Linked DNA regions of Homo sapiens: region 2 is linked to region 1. The links are chromatin loops, found by intact Hi-C in ENCODE. Cell type or tissue: heart right ventricle. All regions are shown on one strand. Links, peaks and the distances in the headings refer to the core of each region. The heading gives the core; the rest is flanking DNA.

What was found. Hi-C counts contacts between places; a loop is a spot of excess contacts. Peaks named below come from ENCODE experiments on the same cell type or tissue, not always from the same donor. Only the 100,000 strongest peaks of a DNase experiment are listed, where the experiment ranks them.
Region 2: a loop joins it to region 1, with 2.4 times the contacts of the local background. A loop is called at or near these places in 10 of 110 quality-filtered maps.

Annotation. Positions count from the first base shown.
Region 1 is chr3:195,152,571-195,157,494 of GRCh38, reverse strand. XXYLT1 (xyloside xylosyltransferase 1) reads left to right here. Exons shown (of 4, transcript NM_152531.5): 3 at 914-1,046. It overlaps XXYLT1-AS2 (XXYLT1 antisense RNA 2), which reads right to left. Exons shown (of 2, transcript NR_102711.1): 2 at 4,639-4,924. Among named protein-coding and RNA genes, the nearest start is that of XXYLT1-AS2, 7.2 kb to the right of the region's middle. RefSeq lists enhancers at 2,074-2,213, 3,651-4,291, 4,292-4,924. In heart right ventricle, for the core only: no CTCF peak of the experiment used is centred there; a DNase peak (open chromatin) is centred at 2,174; H3K27ac peaks cover 3,745 bases.
Region 2 is chr3:195,223,904-195,229,753 of GRCh38, reverse strand. XXYLT1 (xyloside xylosyltransferase 1) reads left to right here. Exons shown (of 4, transcript NM_152531.5): 2 at 2,898-3,045. Among named protein-coding and RNA genes, the nearest start is that of XXYLT1, 44 kb to the left of the region's middle. RefSeq lists an enhancer at 2,784-3,378. In heart right ventricle, for the core only: a CTCF peak has its summit at 2,478 (motif pointing right); a DNase peak (open chromatin) is centred at 2,583.

The DNA of each region.
Region 1 (4,924 bases), core at 1-4,000:
ACATTGAAGAATCTGGGCTCATCCTGTCTTTTAGGCAGTGGATTAAAAACACTGTGGTATCTGAGATCATTCAGCCGTTTCGCTCTGGTCAGCATCTTCACTTGACACACATCTGGGTTTGCAGAACGCACTGATAAAGGCCTGAGACCATAATGTTTTTTACTTCTCTCTTGTGTGGGTTATTTATCACCTGTGCTCCAAAGAGGAAACACCTGGATGCTTTGAGGGTTTTTTTTTTTTTTTTTTTTTTTTGAGATGGCGCCTTGCTCTGTTGCCCAGGCTGGAGTGCAGTGGCGCGATCTCAGCTCACTGCAACCTCTGCCTCCTGGGTTCAAGCAATTCTCCTGCCTCAGCCTACTGACTAGCTGGAATTACAGGCACCTGCCACCACGCCCAGCTAATTTTTGTATTTTTAGTAGAGACAGGGTTTCACAATGTTGGTCAGGCTGGTCTCAAACTCCTGACCTCGTGATCTACCCGCCTCGGCCTCCCAAAATGCTGGGATTACAGATGTGAGCCACTGTGCCCGGCCCGCTTTGAGTTTTATGTAGGGAAGCAGGGTGTCCACATAAGGTATCATCCAAATGAGATACTTTTGAGAGTGAAATGGTGCACGGTTAACAGTTACATCAGGACAGCAGGCCGACACTGGAGCGTGTGGTCGCCTAGTTTTAAGCAAAATGGATGTCTGCAGTTGGAAGAAAAGACACGGGTAGTCGTTTGTGAAGACTAATAGTGTGGAGGGGTTGCTGGTAGATGAAAGGCCTTTTGTTCCAGCGGTAACTGTGCATCATTCACTGACAACAGTAAGAGTCCAGTGCCCTTTTCTCTGCCCTCCACTTCATTTTCTGTCCGTGGCCGAGCCTCCCAGGAGGTGTACCTGTGTCTCATTGTCCTTTTCTCTTTCCCGCAGAGATCCTGCAGATCATTCAGCTGGACCTAGACCTGAAGTTTAAGACCAACATCCGGGAGTTGTTTGAGGAATTTGACAGTTTCCTGCCAGGCGCCATCATCGGCATAGCCCGGGAGATGCAGCCAGTTTACAGGTGCGTCATGACTGCAGGGGGGCCGCCTCCACGACCCCTCCCCACCCTTCACCCTCTCTCTTCTGCCAGCCGTGACAGATTGGGATTTAGTGGCGTCCGATCCTTCTGCACTTAGTATCTTGGGAACACATTGGTACTTATTGCTTACAGTTGATTGTATGGGCAGGTGGGTCTATCCCAAGCCGTAGGTGCTACCTCATTATTTTGTTGGAGTTTGTGGCCTTTTTCTTCTGAAAAGCCCAGTTGTTCTGGTTGTTGGATCTGGTTAAGCTCAGAATTTTAAAATCTTGGGCTTTGCCTTACGGAGGAAGATTTAACTTCCCTTCTACTGACCAGCTGGGCTTTCTTGGCCTGTGAGTCACCAGTGACCCCCATTCTCTATTAGCAGAGTGGGTGGATTGGTGGTCTTGTAGGGAGGGAAGACGTCAGAACACAGACTGGCATCAGTAGTCAGCACGAAGAAGCGCATTCCGCATGATGCTGCATTTGATTGTCAAGCCTGTGTCATGGAGAAACTCCAGGACTGAGAACCATTCTGGAATATTCACTGTAGCGTTATTTGTAGTAGCCAAAACTGAAAACGACTCAAATTTGCTACTTAGCAGAATGGATAAATAAAACGCATTCATTCAGTTGAGTGCTATACAGCAACAGCAAAAAAGGGAACGGCTCCATGCGACGAGAGCGAAACCAAACTGGAACCTTTAGGGATGCACATGTGCAGGTGCGGAGAATGGGAAAGGAGAAGGGGGGTGATGCTTCCCAAAGCCGGCGTGGCAGGCGGTGGGGGGCGTGGGGGTGGGTTGGCTCTGGAGAGCTGCAAGGTCTCAGTTCCCCACTTAGCTTAGCTTCATGTTTGCATGCACTTTTTTGTGTGTTCTTGTTCTACATCTTGTAATTAAAAAAAAAAAAAAGGAAAGGAACAGCTGAAGCGGGTTTTGATTACAATAAACCAGGCCTGTGGCCCTGGGCCTGGAGAGTTTCATGTTGCTGGCTGTTTCTCCAGCGGGTAGAGCGATAGCACACCCAGAGCAGAGCTGCCGAGTTTGTTCGGAAAGGGCTGGGATTTTGCTGTCCCGCAGGCATGCCCCGCTCTTTGTTCTCAGTGCACACCGTGATGCTGGCTCCCTGCCGACCTTCCTGGAGGGAGGCCCAGTCGTTGGAGAGCTGCAGAGTACAGGCAACTAGTGAGTCAAGAGCCTGTGTTTCCCCTCAGAAAGAGGGGGTGAAGAGGCAGCTTCAGCTCGGTTGTGGCTATTTGCATGACCCAGATCACATAACAGGAAATTCCTGCAAGGCCCCTAAATGAGCTGATAACTCCTTGGGCCGTGTGGACTTTTCTCCCTTATATAATCCTCTCACGTGTGGCCCCAGAGTCACTGGGTAGGCCTCTTCCTCTGAGGTCAGGGGTTGGCGACTTGAGAGGGTTTGGGCAGACACCTGCCATCTTAACTGTAGAAGACTCCCCACCTTCTTCCCTCCCCTTCATACCAGGAAGATCTGCTGGGGTCCTTGGTCCAACAGAGGGAGGTGATAGTGGTCGCAGCAGTGAATCCATATGGGTCCGTAGCACCCTCACTTCCTGCCTCTTCAGAAGAAAGAATTTGAGGGGCCTCAGGCAGAGTGAGAGACCAAGGCAAGTTTTAGAGCAGGAGAGAAAGTTTATTAAAAAGCTTTAGACCGGAATGAAAGGAAATAAAGTACACTTGGGAGAGGGCCAGTGGGTGACTTGGAGATCAAACGTGCTGTGTGACTTTTGACTTGGGGTTTTGTACATTGGCGTGGTTCTGGGGTTTGCGTTACTCCTCCCCCGGTTCTTCCCTGAGGGTGGCCTGCAAGCCCTTGGGAGGGAGCGCAGTGTGTTTACCGAGGTTGTGCACGCGCTCCCTGGAGAACTCAAATGAAGTAACAGTGGAAGTTTCTGTTGCGAGAGAGACCCTCATTAAAGAGCATTTCCCCTCCCTCCCTCTCTCCCTCCCTTAATCTTCATTCCTCTTTGTGTTTTCTTTACCAGATGGTTTGTTTCTGTGATTTATTTCCTGGTTTCTTCCCTTACCAGTCCAGCCTTCCTAGAGGAGGGTTTTGCCTCCTAGTGCACATGCCTCCTAGTGCCACCGTTTTGCCTCCTAGTGCACATGCTTGAGCCCACGTGCCCAACTCCTGAAATCTTACCAGGAAGCTGCTGGTCGTCAGTTCCAGGTTCTTTCTATCTACTGGGACCCTCCCTTTCCCTGGCGCTGGCTGCATCCAATTATCATTTTAGAGAGACGGTTGACAACTGCCTGACCATCAGCTGATGGTCGCCTGACATTCCTGGTGGTGGTGGAGCCCTCTCCTGCCCTGCTCATGTCTGACTAGCTACCTACTGTAACAATACAGGGAGCCTCAGAGTCCCAAGCCCTAGATACTAGTCCCAGCTCTGCCACCTTGGGGCCTTTGTTCCCCCACCTGAGAAGGAGAAGAGCTGAGCTCTAAGTCCCCGCTCCCCGGCTCTGGCATTGGGGGTTACAGCCCTTCGGACCCTCATTGTCCTCCCTCCGTCTGGAAGTTGCCTGTCTGCTGGTGAGCTCTTCAGGGATCGGGGAGAACTGACGTCATGGGGTGTTTAAACTGGGCTAAGTATTAAATGCAGTTACAGCGCCAATGCCTTCAAGGCCTGCTTTGGAATCTTCTCATGTGATATAAATGGAAACTTGGAAACCCATCGTGCTTAGACAGGATTGGCCAGAATTTGTATTTTCTGTAGATCTAGGATTTTATAAACAGTGCAACTTAAAATCAGTTTAATTATCTGGACTTCCTGAAAGAAAGCTCTGAAAGATTTTAGATTCGAAATGAAACTGAGTTTTTCTAACCCTGAGCATCTTTAATTTTCATTATGTACTATGATAACCATGAGACCTCCGCTGCAGCAGAGTCTGAAGAATGGCGTTTGCAGGGCCTGGGCACTCAAAAATCAACAGAGACTTATACTCCTTTTCATGCTCCCTCCCTCCACCCCTCAGCTGAAATGTTTCCAGAGACCTTTAATAATGGAGTCTGCAGATGACAGCCCTGCACTGCCTGCCGCGTGCCCCGCTGGCTCTGGGGAATTGCCTTGTAACGTTTGCAGTCTCATGCTGGGGCTGGGAATGGCTTGGTACTGGCTGGCCGACAAGGAATTGAGCATGTTTTTTGCCTTCTTTCACAAGAAGACTGGGGACCTCTGGGGACCTGGGAGATCCGGCATTAATTATCTGCTGCTTTGGAGTGTTCACCTGGCTGGCAGTGGGGCTAGGGTGGGGAGGCTGAGAGAAGGAAGAGGATGGGAATGGAAGGGGAGAGAGGAAGCAGGGACAGCGCAGCCCGCCTTTCTCTTGAGCAGGCGGTCTCGGCCCTTGGGCTTGGCCATTGCTGCGGCCGTCAGACTGCTTCCCACAGAGGTCCCCTCTTGCCCCTGCCTGGGACTTCCATGGAACTGGCAGTGGGCTCTGACCACCAAGGGGTCTCCCCAGAGAGGGGAGTGAGGTGGACAAGTGTTTTATTTTAAGAAGAACATGCTAGCATCTATATGAAAGGAAAATTTAAACACAAAACAGCACAAAACCAAATCTTGACTAGGTAAGCAGACACATTTTAATCTGGAAACTTGCTGAGCAGGAATAGATTTGGATCTCCCCAGCTGTGTCATTTTTATAGTCACTTGTCCCATAGTTACTTTACCTCAAAAGGGCACATTTTAAGTCATTTTTATGGCAGTCTCCTCTGTATTGTGTGCCATGAGTGTTGTTAGAAGCTTGGAGGAGGTGCGGGAGGAGAAGTTATTCCCCACTGTCCATTTGACAAATAGTTTTTTTCACATTGTTTCACAGTTCCCCCTCCCCAGATTTTTATATTTT
Region 2 (5,850 bases), core at 759-4,758, 72 kb before region 1:
AAATGGAGTACTATTCAGCCATAAATAAGAATGAGATCCTGTCATTTGCAACAACAGTGATGGAACCGGAGATCGTTTTGTTAAGTGGCATAAGCCAGGCACAGAAAGACAAACTTTGCATGTTCTTATTTGTGGGAGGTAGAAATTAAAACAGTTAAACTCGTGGAGATGGAGATTAGAATGATGGTTATCAGAGGCTGGGAAAAGTAGTGGAGTGAGTTGGGGGAGGAGGAGATGGTTAATGGATACAAAAAATATTGGCAAAGGGTGAGTAAGACCTAGTATTTGCTAGCACAATAGGATGACTACAGTAAAAAGTAGTTTAATTACACATTTTCAAATAACTAAAATAATTGGATTGTTTGTAACACAAAGGATAAATGCTTGAGGTGATGGATACCTCATTTACCTTGATATGATTATTATGCATTGTATGCTTGTATGAAAATATCTCATATACTCCATAAATATATATACATACTCTATCCACAAAAATTAAAAATAAAAAAATAGTAACAAAGTTTTTCTAAATTTAATAGTGTTTTAGAAATTAAAAGAGACCCAAGAATAAAAGGAAAGGTGAACTAAGAGAGATATAGGTTAAAAAGAAATATAAGAGAAATAAGCTATGTAAGAGATACAGGCCGGGCGCGGTGGCTCATACCTGTAATCCAACACTTTGGGAGGCTGAGGTGGGTGGATCACCTGAGGTCAGGAGTTCGAGACCAGCCTAGCCAACATGGTGAAACCCTGTCTCTACTAAAAGTAGAAGAATTAGCCAGGCATGGTGGTGGGCGCCTGTAATCCCAGCTATTTGGGAGGCTCAGGCAGGAGAATCACTTGAACCTGGGAAGCAGAGGTTACAGTGAGCCGAGATCACGCCACTGCACTCCAGCCTGGGCAACAAGAGTGAAACTCTGTCTCGAAAAAAAAAAAGAGATACATATAGAAGAAATAAGGGAAATAGGCCGGGTGTGGTGGATCATGCCTGTAATCCCAGCACTTTGGGAGGCCGAGGCGGGCGCATCACGAGGTCAGGAGATCGAGACCATCCTGGCTAACATGGTGAAACCCCATCTCTACTAAAAATACAAAAAATTAGCTGGGGGTGGTGGCGGGCGTCTGTAGTCCCAGATACTTGGGAGGCTGAGGCAGGAGAATCGCTTGAACCCGGGAGGCGGTGTCAGTGAGCCCAGATTGCACCCCTGTACTCCAGCCTCGGTTGACAGAGTGAGACTCCATCTCAAAAAAAAAAAAAAAAAAAAAAGTGAAATATAGGCCAAAAGCAGAACCAACAGTAGGGAAGAGCAGACGGTGGTTTACAGGGCCACGACCACCGATGGCTCTGGAAGTGCAGGTAGTGCAGGCAGCACCCTGAGACTGGAAGGGCAGGTGGAGGGAAAGGGGAAAGGTGAGTGATGGAGTGGAGCCCGCCTATTGGAGAGCTTCAAGGGCACCACTTGCCACTGTCTGGCAGGGCAAGTGACAGTGTAAACAGGGCAGTCAGGGGTTCACGTGGCTTTGCCTTTTGCTGCTGGCACCTGTTCAGGTGGGCTCTTCGGAGTTGATGAGGTGGTGATTGAGCAGCTAGGATGCAGTGTGGCAGGCTTGTCCTGTCACATACCAGAGAAGATGGTGGCGGGAGGTGGCGCTTGCAGAACTCTTAGGAGCACTGAGGAAGAAGGTGGAGGAACACCCAGCCTTCTGGCTTGAGTGCCTCCTGTGTGTCGTAGAAGGATCTAGATCCTGTGGGGGCACATGGAACAACAGGAAAAACTTGCAAGACCTGTGGGACCAGTACATGGTCATCTGGTATCACATGTGAAGCTGGGGCTGCGCATGGGCCATACTTCTCATCTTCTGGAGTAGAGTTAGACAAGGAAACCCAACTCAGGATCGCGTTAGTACTCTTGTCTGCTCTAATCGCGGGTTGAGCTGATGTCTTCATCCTTTGTTGGTTGCTGTTAAGGAATGAGGATGCGTTTATGGTGGAAAGAGTGTGGGGCTGAGAATCTGGAGGCCAGGGTCAAGTTCTGACTCTGCATTTATTATCTGTGTGACTTGCTGCAAGTGTAACCTGTCTGAGTGTCTGCGTCCTTATTTGTAATTTGGAGGCTATAATAGTGATGTCTGCCTCACAGAAGCCCTAGGTTGTCGTGGGGATCAGTGTGGGTATGTGAGAGTGTTTCATAAATTGCAAAGCTCTGCCGTAGCTGATTATACCTCTGGACTTCTAAGTGCTTTGAGGAAAGTGTACCTGGTTATTCCTTATACTTCTCACAGTGCCTCCAGAGTGTCAGTGATACTCAAGAAATGCTAGTTGAGTGTGAGTTTACTGCAGCACAGAGCAGTTTCCGGGTTCCATTTTCCAGTGGCCAGACCCTCTCCTTGTTCACACTGTTGGATGAGGGAGGTAGAGCTGGAGCATCGGACTGGCCTATGGAACAGATGCAGTGGCCACCAGGAGGTGGCGATGCCTGGAGCAGTGTTAGCCATGCAATGTGATGAGGATCACACACTCTCACGTGGTTTCCAGTCGCTGGGCACAGAGCTACCTTCAGGGGGGCCCAGCTTCATGTTCAAAAGCAGGAAGCAGACTAGGGGCTGTTTCCATTTCCTGTCCTCCCACTTCTCTTCCACTGCACAGCCCGTACATGCATGCCTGCATGCCACCCCTCACACAGTGTCCCCATCTCCTTAGTGCGGCCTCAATTCTGACTCCTGGTTGTTTCTCGTTTCCTTAACTCTCCGTTGCTACCCCTAGCCCCATCCCCTGCTTGTGGACCCTGGAGAGGCACTGTCTGCCTCTGCCTCTGTGGGCCCAGGTGCTTGTTGGGTGTTGAGCTTGCAGTGAGAACTGGTTTGCTGAGCCTTGGTTTTTTTTGCACCTGCTGCAGGTCATCTTCCACGATGTTGCTGTGCTGACGGATAAGCTCTTCCCCATCGTGGAGGCCATGCAGAAGCACTTCAGTGCTGGCTTGGGAACCTACTACAGTGACTCCATCTTCTTCCTCTCGGTCGCCATGCATCAGATCATGCCCAAAGGTAACCTGGGCTTCCAGGAGCAATAGCCCCTGGGTGTCTGACTTTTGCATCCATTTCCCTGGTTCCAACACTGCCCAGGCCCTGTATCAGGGAGAATAGCTCCACTGAACATGAAAGAGTGGACGAGGGAGCCAGACCAAGCCCTTTGTACCACCGAGCTTCCTACACCAAGAATCAAGGGCAGGGCCTTGGTTGCATAGCTCCCGGGGTCCATTTATGAGGACACAGGGGGTCTCTGGGCTCTGGTCTGGACTCTGCCCCTTGCACTCGCCCCCTTCTTTCCCCACTGCTCAACCCCCATACTTTGTTTGCTCATCTGAAAAATGGTGGGTTGGATTAGATGATCCTCCATCCAAATTTATGCTCTTGTTCTTTCTAGTTTGAATCTGTATTTATCTGATTTTAAAATAGCAAATCTAGATGTGAGAGGTGCAAATTACGACCATGTAGAACTTCTGAAGAAACTCTGATGCGCAATTAGAAGGATTTTCTGGGCGTCTGTCTCCAGGAAAGAGAGATGCATCATCCAGTGTGTGATAGGTCCAGCTTATGTGGAATTTCTGGCAGGTCTGGTCATGCTTGGACTGGAAGCCTTGGAGGGTCTAACTCCTAGAGTGTGTCTGGTTTCTAGGATCTCCCTACAGTGATCCTTAATGGGTTCTGGAGCCCTGGATATTGACCAGTGTATTAATCTGTTCTCACGCTGTTCATAAAGACATACCTGAGACTGGGTGATTTATAAAGGAAAGAGGTTTAATAGACAGTTCAGCATGGCTGGGGAGGCCTCAGGAAACTTACAGTCATGGAAGGGGAAGCAAATACGTCCTTCTTCACATGCCGACACCAAGGAGAAGTGCCAAGGAAAAGGGGGAAAAGCCCCTTATAAAACCGTTGGATCTCAGAGAACTCACTCACTAGCATGAGAACAGCATGAGGATAACTGCCCCCCATGATTAAATTACCCCCCACCAGGTCCCCCCCACCACATGTGGGGATTATGGGAACTACAATTCAAGATGAGATTTGGGTGGGGACACAGCCAAACCATATCAACCAGTTTCTGGCCATGGTGAACCATGTCCTGAGCCTCTTAATGGTGAGAAGGGGTGTTTGGGGCCTTAGGGTAGCAGTTATCTGAACTGTGGCTGGATGAGTTTTCCAGCAGTTTCCAGACCAGGCAGGTCCTGGTAGCCCAGGGGACAGTGGGCCATATGGTGGAGGCCTGCTCCTCCAGCCCAGCAGACCAGAAGTGAAAAAGAAGGTGCTTGGTGAACCAGAGACTCAGGAGTTGAGAGTTGAAGCTCGGTTCCTGTTGGGAGGTTGTCCTGCCACAGGGAAAAGCAAGCCCATCCATTCTGGCTGGGACTTTGCAGGCAAGTTCCAGCACTCTGGAGGCCTCTGAGTGTCCTCTTTGTTGTGAGGCAAGGGCTCAGGGGGCTCCACTGGGCAGGAGTCTGAAGAAGAGAGGAGACGAGCTCACCGACAGGGCCTAGGGTGAAGATCTAGCATTGGTGAGCCTTTGCAGTGACCCAGGTGCAGCTCTGTCAGCTCACCAACCCTTCTACCCATCCTGTGGGGTTACAGGTGAAGCTGAGGAGTTGCAAGACCTGCCCAGGGTTATACAGCCTTTTAAGTGGCAGAGCCAGGGTTGGAAGCTGCTTCTCCAAATAGTTACTTCTACCCCATCAGGTGCCCCATACATGACCTCTCTGGACAGCCCAGTACAGGAGCTGTGGGTGGCTCAGACTTGAGAAGGACGTGGTTCTGTTCTAGATTCTAGAGGGCAGACAGATGGAGGTGTTGCTCACAGCTCCGCCATTAGCCACGTATGTGCCTAGGGCTGAGCCACTTTGTCTCTCTTGGCCTCACCAGTTTCCCCACCTGTGAAATGAGGGGCTGCGGCAGTGAGCTGTTTCAACTTGCATTCTGAAGAGCCCAGGGCTTGCAGGAATCCCCGCTAGGGGTTTCTGTAGTTCTAGGGAGCCAGGGGGAGGCACGCCTGCCCTCCCTTCACCTCCCTCCCTCCTGCCTCTTTCCCTCTGTCAGCTGTCAGGTTCCTGCCCATTGCGTGCTCAACTCTGGGCTGGGTTATGCTGTGGAGTACCCAGCAGGAGGTGAAATACAGCTCCTCGTGGTTTGTCAGGGAAGAGAAAATTCTTCTGCCTCCAGCTATAGGACAGCCAGGCAATGAATTGTGCAGGGACCGATGACAAGAGTTAGGGAGCTCCTAAGCTCTGGGAGAGGGTGAGAATTATGCCAGGAAGGTGCTCTGGCCCTCTCTGACTTAGCCCTGTCCAAGAGCCTGGCATAGCTCAGGGGGGCAGTGATGTCTGCAGAGAAAAGGCTCTGGCTAGAGCTTTGCAGTCGATGCAGTAAATGGACGCATCATTGGTGTCCCTCCAGGTGTGGGCCCCACCCTCTGAGGGGCATGCATCAGGAGGTGGGGAAGGAGTTATTTTAGATGTGCCTCCAGCCGACCCAAACACACAGTCTTTTCAGGGGTTCTTCAGGGGAGTGATAATGTGCTTCCAGCAATTCTTTTTTATTTTTAGGCGGAGTTTTGCTCTTGTTGCCCAGGTTGGAGTGCAGTGGTTTAGCAATCTCGGCTCACTGCAACCTCTGCCTCCTGGGTTCAAGCGAGTCTCCTGCCTCAGCCTCTCGAGTAGCTGGGATTACAGGCATGTGCCACCACGCCTGGCTAGTTTTGTATTTTTAGTAGAGACGGAGTTTCTCCATGTTGGTCAGGCTGGTCTCAAACTCCTGACCTCAGATGATCCGCCCGCCTCGGCCTCCCAAAGTGCTGGG